2 separate regions of the Mus musculus genome follow, and region 1 is linked to region 2. A link is a loop called in an ENCODE intact Hi-C map of the cell type or tissue named here. Cell type or tissue: heart. All regions are shown on one strand. Links, peaks and the distances in the headings refer to the core of each region. The heading gives the core; the rest is flanking DNA.

Region 1 (4,391 bases), core at 70-4,069, 71 kb after region 2:
ACAGAATGCTCCATCCTGGCATCCCCACTGTTTCTCACTGTTAGATGCCCAGGAAAGGTTTCCCCCAGCAAGATCCCAAGCCCTGAAGCAACACCACACTGGAAACAGATTCTGGACAGGGCACCAGGCAGTGGCCAGTTCAGGCAGAGTATTCCAAGCTCCAACGCCCAAGGCAAGAAGGTCTCCTCCAGCTGACTGTATTCCCAGAGCAGGGCCCTAGCCATCAAGATAACTCCCTCTTTGCTTCTGTTTTGTTCTTTCCAAAATGAATGAATTAGCCTGGACTCCCCTTCCCTCCACCCCTACTATGGGTAACCTGATCAACTCACATAGTCAGTACAAACATGGCTGGTGGTGCTGGGAAGAAACCTCTTTTCTTTCTTTTCTTTTTTTTTTTTTTTTTCACGTTTCTATGTCCTTCACACTTTGAAACCAACTTCTCACACACAAGAACCCCAAAACAGGAAACAGGGACTATCCATCTCTTGAACAGTCTCTGCACATGTGGGTCAGTGCTGGATTTCAGCCAAAAACCCAAGGAAGAATTCTACTAGACTTTGGACCAGCTGAACCCTTGAATATTGCCTGCCCTTCCCACTGCACCAGGGATATCGGGGTTCATTTGACGGTCATCCTAAAAGCATGGGAAGGTCCAATCCAAGAACCAACAATGTCCACCTGTACACGTGGAAGTGAAAACAGGGTTGACTTTTTTTTTTTTTTAAGGGCACTGGTAAGCACCTCTAAAGTATAAAGTTGATCCAGCAAGCACTCTTGTGCAAAATGAGACATCCGGAAAGATCCTTACAGGACCATAAAACCAGAAACACTTGGGCTCCTCATCTCTGGGAAGTGGGCGGTGGGGGATACGGGGGGGGGGTACGGGGGGAAGGGGGGTTGGGGGGTGGGGGGTGGGGGGTGGGGTGGGGAGGGGTGGGGGGAGGGCATCCCCTACAGGCCAAGAGTATTGGCACACACTGATCATCCCAGCACTTGGGAGGTGGACACAGGAAGATCAGAAGTTCAAGGCTAACCTGAACTATATAATGAGATTGTCTCAAAAATAATTTTAAAAAATTTAAAATGTACAGAAGCTACGGAAAAGAGTGGATTTATAAATTATCACACGCCAATTTTGATCTTGGGAGATTTGTGAGCTATTTTGATTTAAAAAAAAAGAAACTTACAAATTAATGAGTTATAATATAAATGTTATTAGTGATATATATATATATATATATCTCGAAAGCATTGCTTGTAAATCTAGAGGGGGCCAATGAGAGAGGATGGGACAAGACATATGAATGGGTCCACTCTGTTAGTTGAAACAGAAAAGCCCTTTTGCGGAGACAGGGCAGGGAGAGGGTTGCCTATTTTCGAAATTAATTATTTGCAGAAGTTTTCCCACCAGTAACTTCCCACCAACTTCGCCCAGGAGGTGCAAAAGGGTCCCCGCTGGGGCTCCTTCAGAGTACCCCACACACGCCGCCTTGCCTGGGAGGCCAAGCACCGAGTAATTTTAAGCATCAATAAAAATCCACAGCCAAAATCCCCTGGGACTGCTACACTGCTGCCCACAACCGTGCAAAATGGGTAACAGCCTAGGGCTAGTCCCGACCCCAACATCCTGTAAGTGTCCCGCAGAAGCAAAGAGCAGGGGCCATGACCTGTGCCCACCAGGAAGGGCCTTTGCCACCAGGGTCAGGAACTGCAGGGAGTCTCTTTGATGCCCCGGAAAACAGGCTCTGGTCTAGTACGGGACCCAAGAGAGAAACCTGGACTCGGGGGGTGGGGGTGGGGGGGCTCCTCTCTGTGTGCTGTGTCACATAAATGGAACTGAAATTCAAATTTAGGTCTCAGAGAGAAAGCCACCTGTTTCCAGGGCGTGTCGGCCCCTCGCCCTGCCAGCCTCTCTCTCAACAGTTCGAGATCAGGGTACGGACAGGGCCTGCTCCTGACTTTCCAGGTATCAACCTCCTAGGTCCGGATACAACCCACCTTCCCTTCGAATTCTGGCTCCCCGCGAGGCAAATGACCTCTTTGAGATCCCCAAACTGAACTGAATTGCGGGAGGGGCGGGTCCCAGAATCGCGTGTGGAGAAAGAGCTGCTCCGCCCCACCCCGGAGCCACCTGTGTACTACTGGGAAGTACTGTTCAAAATCAAGTCCCCGCAAGCAGGGACGCGGCTCCCGCGTAGGACTCTCGGTGGCGAGGTAGACGCTTCGGCCACCCCAGCACCCGGAGCCGCGTCTCTCATTCAAACCCTAGTTGGCCACTGCTCACCCTGGAGAGGTGGCGCCAGCCCCAGGAGAGGAAGTGGCCGGCGGCTGGGCCGGGCCCGGCTGTCCCTAAGCAAGGGTTCCCCAGGGCACACCCGGCCACCTGCCCGGATCGCGCACCCCAGCCCTGCCCGCGCCCTCTTGGGCTCCGGCGCAGTCCCCACCCAACGCGGTGCCAGCTCTAGGGTCCCCGCACACGCGCAAGTCCCCGGGGAGCTCCATCCATCCTGGCTACTCACCTGGCGGTACCCCCGGAGCGCAGCCACCCGCACAATCCCTGGGCCTGCCAGCCACGGGTTGGGGGGACTCGGGGGTCCCTCGTGCAGCAGCCGCCTGGGGCCCGGGCAGTCCGGCAGCGCAGGTCTTGCTCAGCGGCGCTCCTTACTTCTGCTTTGGAGGCGGCCGCGCCACGTGACTCCTCGGGGCCGCCCCCCTTAACGCGCCGCCCTGTCTCAAGGCGGGTCCCGACCCGCCAGAGCATCCTAAAAGAGTCATGCCTTGCCCGACCAGGGGGAAACTGAGGCAGCCCCAGTACCACCTGCCTGGCCGCGATCGCTTAGCCAAGAGAACAGAAATTTCCCAAGAATATCAGAGTTTATGGGGCGCCTACTGCATACAGATACCATGCATGCATTGATTATCTTCACCCACTCGGGGTTGACAGAGCTGAATTTAGTAGTACATTGTTTCCTATCTTAAATGCCGCAGCCTCAGTTTCCATCTCTGCAAAACAGTGCCAGGCTCAAAAGTTTGTTTCAAAGAGTAACTGGGCACTAGAGAACTGAAATCTTGGCTTTTAAATTGGAAGACTGTGTTCTTTAAAACTCGTTGCTTTTTTTTCTGGGGAAAAAAAAATGTATTTTTCCGCTTAACGGTCCATACCTTTAATCCCATAACTAGGAAGGCAGAATGACAAAATTACATCTCTGAATTAGTTCAAGGCCAGCTAGGGCTATACAGTGAGATCTGTGTCCAAAAAAATTTTTTTAATATTATTTTTAAATTATGTGTATATGTGTGTGTTTATGTGAATCCATTTCTGTGAATACAGGGGATCAGGGAGGCTAGAGCTCATAGGATTCTCTGAAGCTGGAGTCACAGGCTGTTGTGGCTATGTGGGTTGCTGGGAGCTGAACTCCAGTCTCTGTAGGCGCAATATGTGCTCTCAACTGCTAAACCACCTCTCCATTCTGACAGAGAGAGAGAGAGAGAGAGAGAGAGAGAGAGAGAGAGAGAGAGAGAGAGAGATTTAAGATTTGATGATTTGATTTGATTTCAGGCTGGTAATCCCAGCACTTAGGAGGCCCAGGTAGGCAGATCTCTGTGAATTTGAGGCCAGCCTGGTCTACAAGGAGAATTCCAGGGCAGCCAAAGCCACACAGAGAAACCCTGTCCAAAGAAAGAGAGAGAGAGAGAGAGAGAGAGAGAGAGAGAGAGAGAGAGAGAGAGAGAGAGACTTGGTTTCTTCTGGGTGCCTTTAATCCTAGCACTCAAGAGGCAGAGGCAGGTGAATCTCTTGAGTTTGAGGCCAACCTGGTCTACAGAAGGACTTCCAAGACAGCCAGAGCCACACAGAGAAATTCTGTTTTGAAGGATAAATAAATAAATAAACAAGCAAGCAAACAAACAAACAAACAAAAAGACTTGGTTTTATGTAGCCCAGGCTACCTCAATCTTCTAGCAGGGACCAACCTTCTGATCCTCCTGCCTCTAACTCCCCGGGGCTCAGTTTACAGGTTTTGCCACTGTTCCCTTTTACATTGTGTCCCCCCACCTCATCCCACCCCCGCAGATGTCCTGCACTAGGTCAGCACTTTACCAACCTCATGCTGAGAGCCACCTTACAGCTGTCCCAGCACAGTGGCCACTGGCTTTGTTCTTGTCACCAATCACCATCCAACAGGTATGTATCCCTTCAGACACAGGGTCTCCTTAAGGGTCTCCTTGCAGCTCAATATGTAGACCAGGCTGGCCTCAAACTCACAGAGATCTGCCTCCCTGGTGCTGAGGCTAAAGGCATGTGCCACCACTAAATCACTCATGAAAGAGATCATGATGACATCAAACACATGAAACACGGGCCTCTTCTCAGAAATAATGACTAGGGCTGG
Region 2 (4,391 bases), core at 123-4,122:
CACACACATATACACTACATACATACACACTGACATACATGCACATTGACACACACGCACACACCACACATACATTCATCACACATACACACACTACCCCCACCACCACCAGAGACCACCTCTGGTGTCTCTGTCACATGTCTCTGACTCCATGAGTGCCACCAGGCTGTCCCCACCACAGTGGACTGAGACCGTGGGCCACAACTCAGCCTTTCCCCATTGGAGGTCTTCTATCTGGGTACTGTGGTCCCGGCAACAAGCGGTAACTTACACTGTTCTGTGTTTACTGCTGTATTTCAGACCTTTAATATTTCACAGATGACCCTTTTACCATTCTGCTTTCAGGGCAGAAAAGGAACATAGGGCCATATCAGCTCTTCCCTTGTGCCCTCTGAAATGTCAACCGCACATTCGAGGAGCTGAGATGCGCCTCCCTTCTGATCTCCATCTGCACCAGCTCACTGGCTGAGCCCTGTGCACACACATGCACATATATGTATAGATACAGATATGCACTCATACACAAGACTCATGTGTGTGTGCATGTAAACACAAACATACATGCTCACATGCACACATTGAGATACGCATATGCACACAGGTGTACCTACACACTTTTGTGTGCACGCATGTACATACACATATGCTCCTGGACTGTTTCTAGCTAACAGCCTGGCAAACACTCTGTCCACCTTGCCTGCCTGATCAATAACACAGTGATTGTGTAAAGGTGAGATGTATTCTAGGTGGAAATGACCCTCTAGTCACTGGCCTGTGACAGATCTTGTAAACAGCTCTGCGTCCAACAGTCAAGTCCTCTGGCCACCCACAGGCTGGAGATAGGGGGTGCCCCAGGTACCTGGGTGTCCCATACTCTGGAAAGATGTCTGGAAACATCTCTCATCACCAGCCTGAAGGTTGGACTACCCGTTCAAATTCAGAAGCACTCACACACACACACACACACACACACACACGTTTCTTTTGAGAAGGTGGGGTGTCAGGCATGGCAAGGAGATTATTGGCCTCATTTGGCACTTGGCTCACAAGCCAAATGAGGATGTAGAAAGCATTTCTTGGTGAGGCTCTGTGGTCAAACCTAACCCAACAGGGAGCCTGGGTGGACACTGGGGTCTGAGTAACTCCAGATATCAGTGAGCCTGTCCACCCCAGTGAGCTGTCAGCAGGGTCAGAGGACATGTCTGTGCCAAGCACGGTACCCACTTGGGTCATGCAAACAGCTGTTGTACAAGTCAGATGACTGACTAAAATAATGGAGGAATTATTCTCCTCATGCTCAAGGAAGGCCCCAGCTGGACAGGGGAAGGGACCGACAAAGGGAGAGGAAGACGGTAAGACCCACAGGGCTGAAGATGGGGAACTGAGTTTCCAAGGGCCGGAGGATAGCACAGCACGCTGACAGTCTCGTCTTCTGAAGGTGGGAGCAATGAGTTTTCAGGAGCCCAGGGACAGTCACCAGGGTAGAAACCAACCAGAGTGTCACTGCTAAATCTGAGGATTCCTATCCCCCATCCCAGCTACCTCAGGCTAGAATCACCTGCATCCAAAATGATCCATCAAGCCATCAGGATATCTCAGGGAATGTGGGCCCTTCCCTTCCGACACTTGGCCATGAACAAGCTGGGTGGGCAACCTCTAGACTTACTGGACACACAATCCCTGGCCTGACCCCAGGTGGTCTCTTGGGCTCTGTGACCTAAGAGGGGAAGGAGAAGGGGAAGGAAGAAAAGGAGAAAGAGAATGAAGAAGAAGAAGAAGAAGAAGAAGAAGAAGAAGAAGAAGAAGAAGAAGAAGAGGAGGAGGAGGAGGAGGAGGAGGAGGAGGAGGAGGAGGAGGAGGAGGAGGAGGAGGAGGAAAAGGAAGAAGGAAGAGGAAGAGGAAGAAGGAAAAAGAAGAAAAAAGGAGGAGGAAGAGGAAGAAGAGGAAGAAGGAAGAAGAAAAAAGGAGGAGAAGCAGCAGCAAGAAGAAGGAGGAGAAGGAGAAGAAGAAGAAGAAGAAGAAGAAGAAGAAGAAGAAGAAGAAGAAGAAGAAGAAGAAGACGAAGAAGACGAAGAAGACGAAGCAGCAGCAGCAGCAGCAGCAGCCTCACCTAGACCTCTGGGTTTTAAATGTAGGTCATTAATTTTAAAATGCCAACCCACAGGCCAAACCAAAAATGAGATACCAACTCAGGTGCCATGTGGCATTCTGACCACCAGAGGGCGACCTTGGCATGGCTGAATGTTTTCCCAGGGTTCCACCTAGCACATTCCAGGGAGAATAGGGAGTCCTTAAACCTCAATTCAATCAGTATGTTTCTCCGCCCTCCCCACCCCTCCCTCCTCCTCACCCCCTCTCTCCTTTCTACCATCCTCCCTCCCCTTCCTCTCCCTCTCTCCTCTCTCTCACATGCACACAAGCCTACACAGAAACACACTTTTTGTTTTTTTAAGCTGTAATAAAAAGTTTAGGTTGTGGCTGAGCATTGGGGAAGCTGAAGTAGGAGAGTCAATTTGGGGCCAACCTGGGCTACATAGCAAGTTCTAAGACAGCCTAGGCTACTATCGAGGTCACTTCAACGTGAAAGAGTGTAAGTTGAAATACATCTTGGATTGGGGATGAGGCATGCTGTCTTAACAACAACAGAAAGTGACTAAGAAAGGAATTTAAGTGAGGCTTAAGGAGGCATCCTAGTAGGAACCCAGAAGACAGTGGCAAAGTGTATGTGTCATGTATGTGTGGTCATATATATATATATATATATATATGATATATATATGATAACATATATTCTGTGTCACTGTACATTGCATGTGATCTGCTTTTTAATTTTGATTTCACAGGGGTTAACAGTTTATGACAATTCCAAGAGTCTCAGAAGAGACCCTGAACTTTACGGTGGTCTCGGGGCTAAAAGACCATGGGGACTTTTGAAGTTGGACTGAATGCCTTTTGTACGATGATGTTCCACACGCCTATTTTGGCCAGGGAGTGGGAAATGCTGGCTTGAATAAAAATGGGCCCCATAGGCTCATACACTTGCATGTTTAGTCCCCAGTTGAATATCTGTAAGGATTAGGGGGTATGGCCTAGCACATACAAAGCCCTGGTCCCCTCCTGACCCTATAACCTGCTACCTCAGGGTAACTCACTCTATAATCCCAGCGCTCATTGGCTGGAGGAAAGAGGATTGGAAGTTCAAGGCCAGCTTTACATGAAGTTGAGGTCAGCCTGGACTACAGAAAATCCTGTCTCAAAAATAAAGTCATAAAATCATAAAACTCAGAGAAGGCTATGAATAATTTGCAGGATTTCCTTCCTAGGTGATCTAATAGTGTGCTGTGCATTATACTGTATTTTGTTTTTCATATACTCAGAGTTATGATCAAATTTATGGCTATGGAATTCCCACCAGGAAGATCAGCAACCCCCATGCCCTGACGTGTCTCCTACAGCTCCACCATGGTTGCGGCCGTTTGCTGGTCTCCTGAAGTCATCCACGGTCACTCTTGCCCATGCGTCCTTGACTCAGTGGGAAGCTAAGCCTTTCCCTGTGGGCTTCTCGGCTCTGCGCCTGAAGCAAACACGAGAAGAGCCGAGGGTCCTCTTACCGATTTTTGCTGGTCAAACATGAGTTTCTTATAGAAGAGATGGAACTGTTCAAAGCTGAGCTCATCTTTCTGTGCGCCGATTTCCTGCAAGCACAGAAGGCAAAGGTGAGCGCACATAGTCGGGTGTCCACCCTCACACCTCCGCCCTCTACACAAGAACTGAACAGCTGGAGGAATCAACCCAACGTCCTCTGAAGTCAGTGATTCCCTAGCCTATATGTATATATATGTGCATTCTTATGTAAACACATATACATAAGAATATATATATATACATATGCATATATACAACAATTCCAAGAGTCTCCTAAGAGACTTTGGACTTTACAACAGTCTTGGGACTAAAAGGCCATGGGGACTTTGAAGTTGGAGTAAACACATTTTGCATGATGATGTGACTACATGTCTATTTTGGCCAGGGAGTGGACCCGTGTATGTGTGTGTGTGTGTGTGTGTGTGTGTGTGTGTGTGTGTGTGTAAGTGTTGTACATATATACATACATACATACATACATACGTGTATGTATAAAGAAAGAGAGAAAACCACACAGGGATTAATAATAACATTTTTCTCTTCTCCCTCTCTGTCTCTCACGCCTGCTTTCTGTCTTGAGGAGGAGGAGATGGGCAGGTCCAAGAATGGCAGGGTCAGGATCAGCTTGGGTCTGCTGTCCCAGGAACTCAGTAGTACTCAAAGGAATGAAGTTGTTCAGCAAGGGGAATCCCACGAATGACACTGACATGACTGGGTGAGCCTCCTATGGGGGCTCCCCGGACCAC

Evidence for each region. A loop is a pair of places that touch in the nucleus more often than their neighbours do. Peaks named below come from ENCODE experiments on the same cell type or tissue, not always from the same donor. Only the 100,000 strongest peaks of a DNase experiment are listed, where the experiment ranks them.
Region 1: it touches region 2 in a loop (2.6-fold over the local background); 10 of 42 quality-filtered maps call a loop at or near these places.

Annotation. Positions count from the first base shown.
Region 1 is chr8:117,496,558-117,500,948 of GRCm38, reverse strand. It overlaps Plcg2 (phospholipase C, gamma 2), which reads right to left and starts at 2,674. Exons shown (of 33, transcript NM_172285.2): 1 at 2,520-2,674. In heart, for the core only: no CTCF peak of the experiment used is centred there; DNase peaks (open chromatin) are centred at 2,358 and 2,518; H3K4me3 peaks cover 1,668 bases; H3K27ac peaks cover 818 bases; H3K27me3 peaks cover 1,971 bases.
Region 2 is chr8:117,567,468-117,571,858 of GRCm38, reverse strand. Plcg2 (phospholipase C, gamma 2) reads right to left here. Exons shown (of 33, transcript NM_172285.2): 7 at 3,612-3,695. Among named protein-coding and RNA genes, the nearest start is that of Plcg2, 71 kb to the right of the region's middle. In heart, for the core only: a CTCF peak has its summit at 2,215 (motif pointing right); no DNase peak of the experiment used is centred there.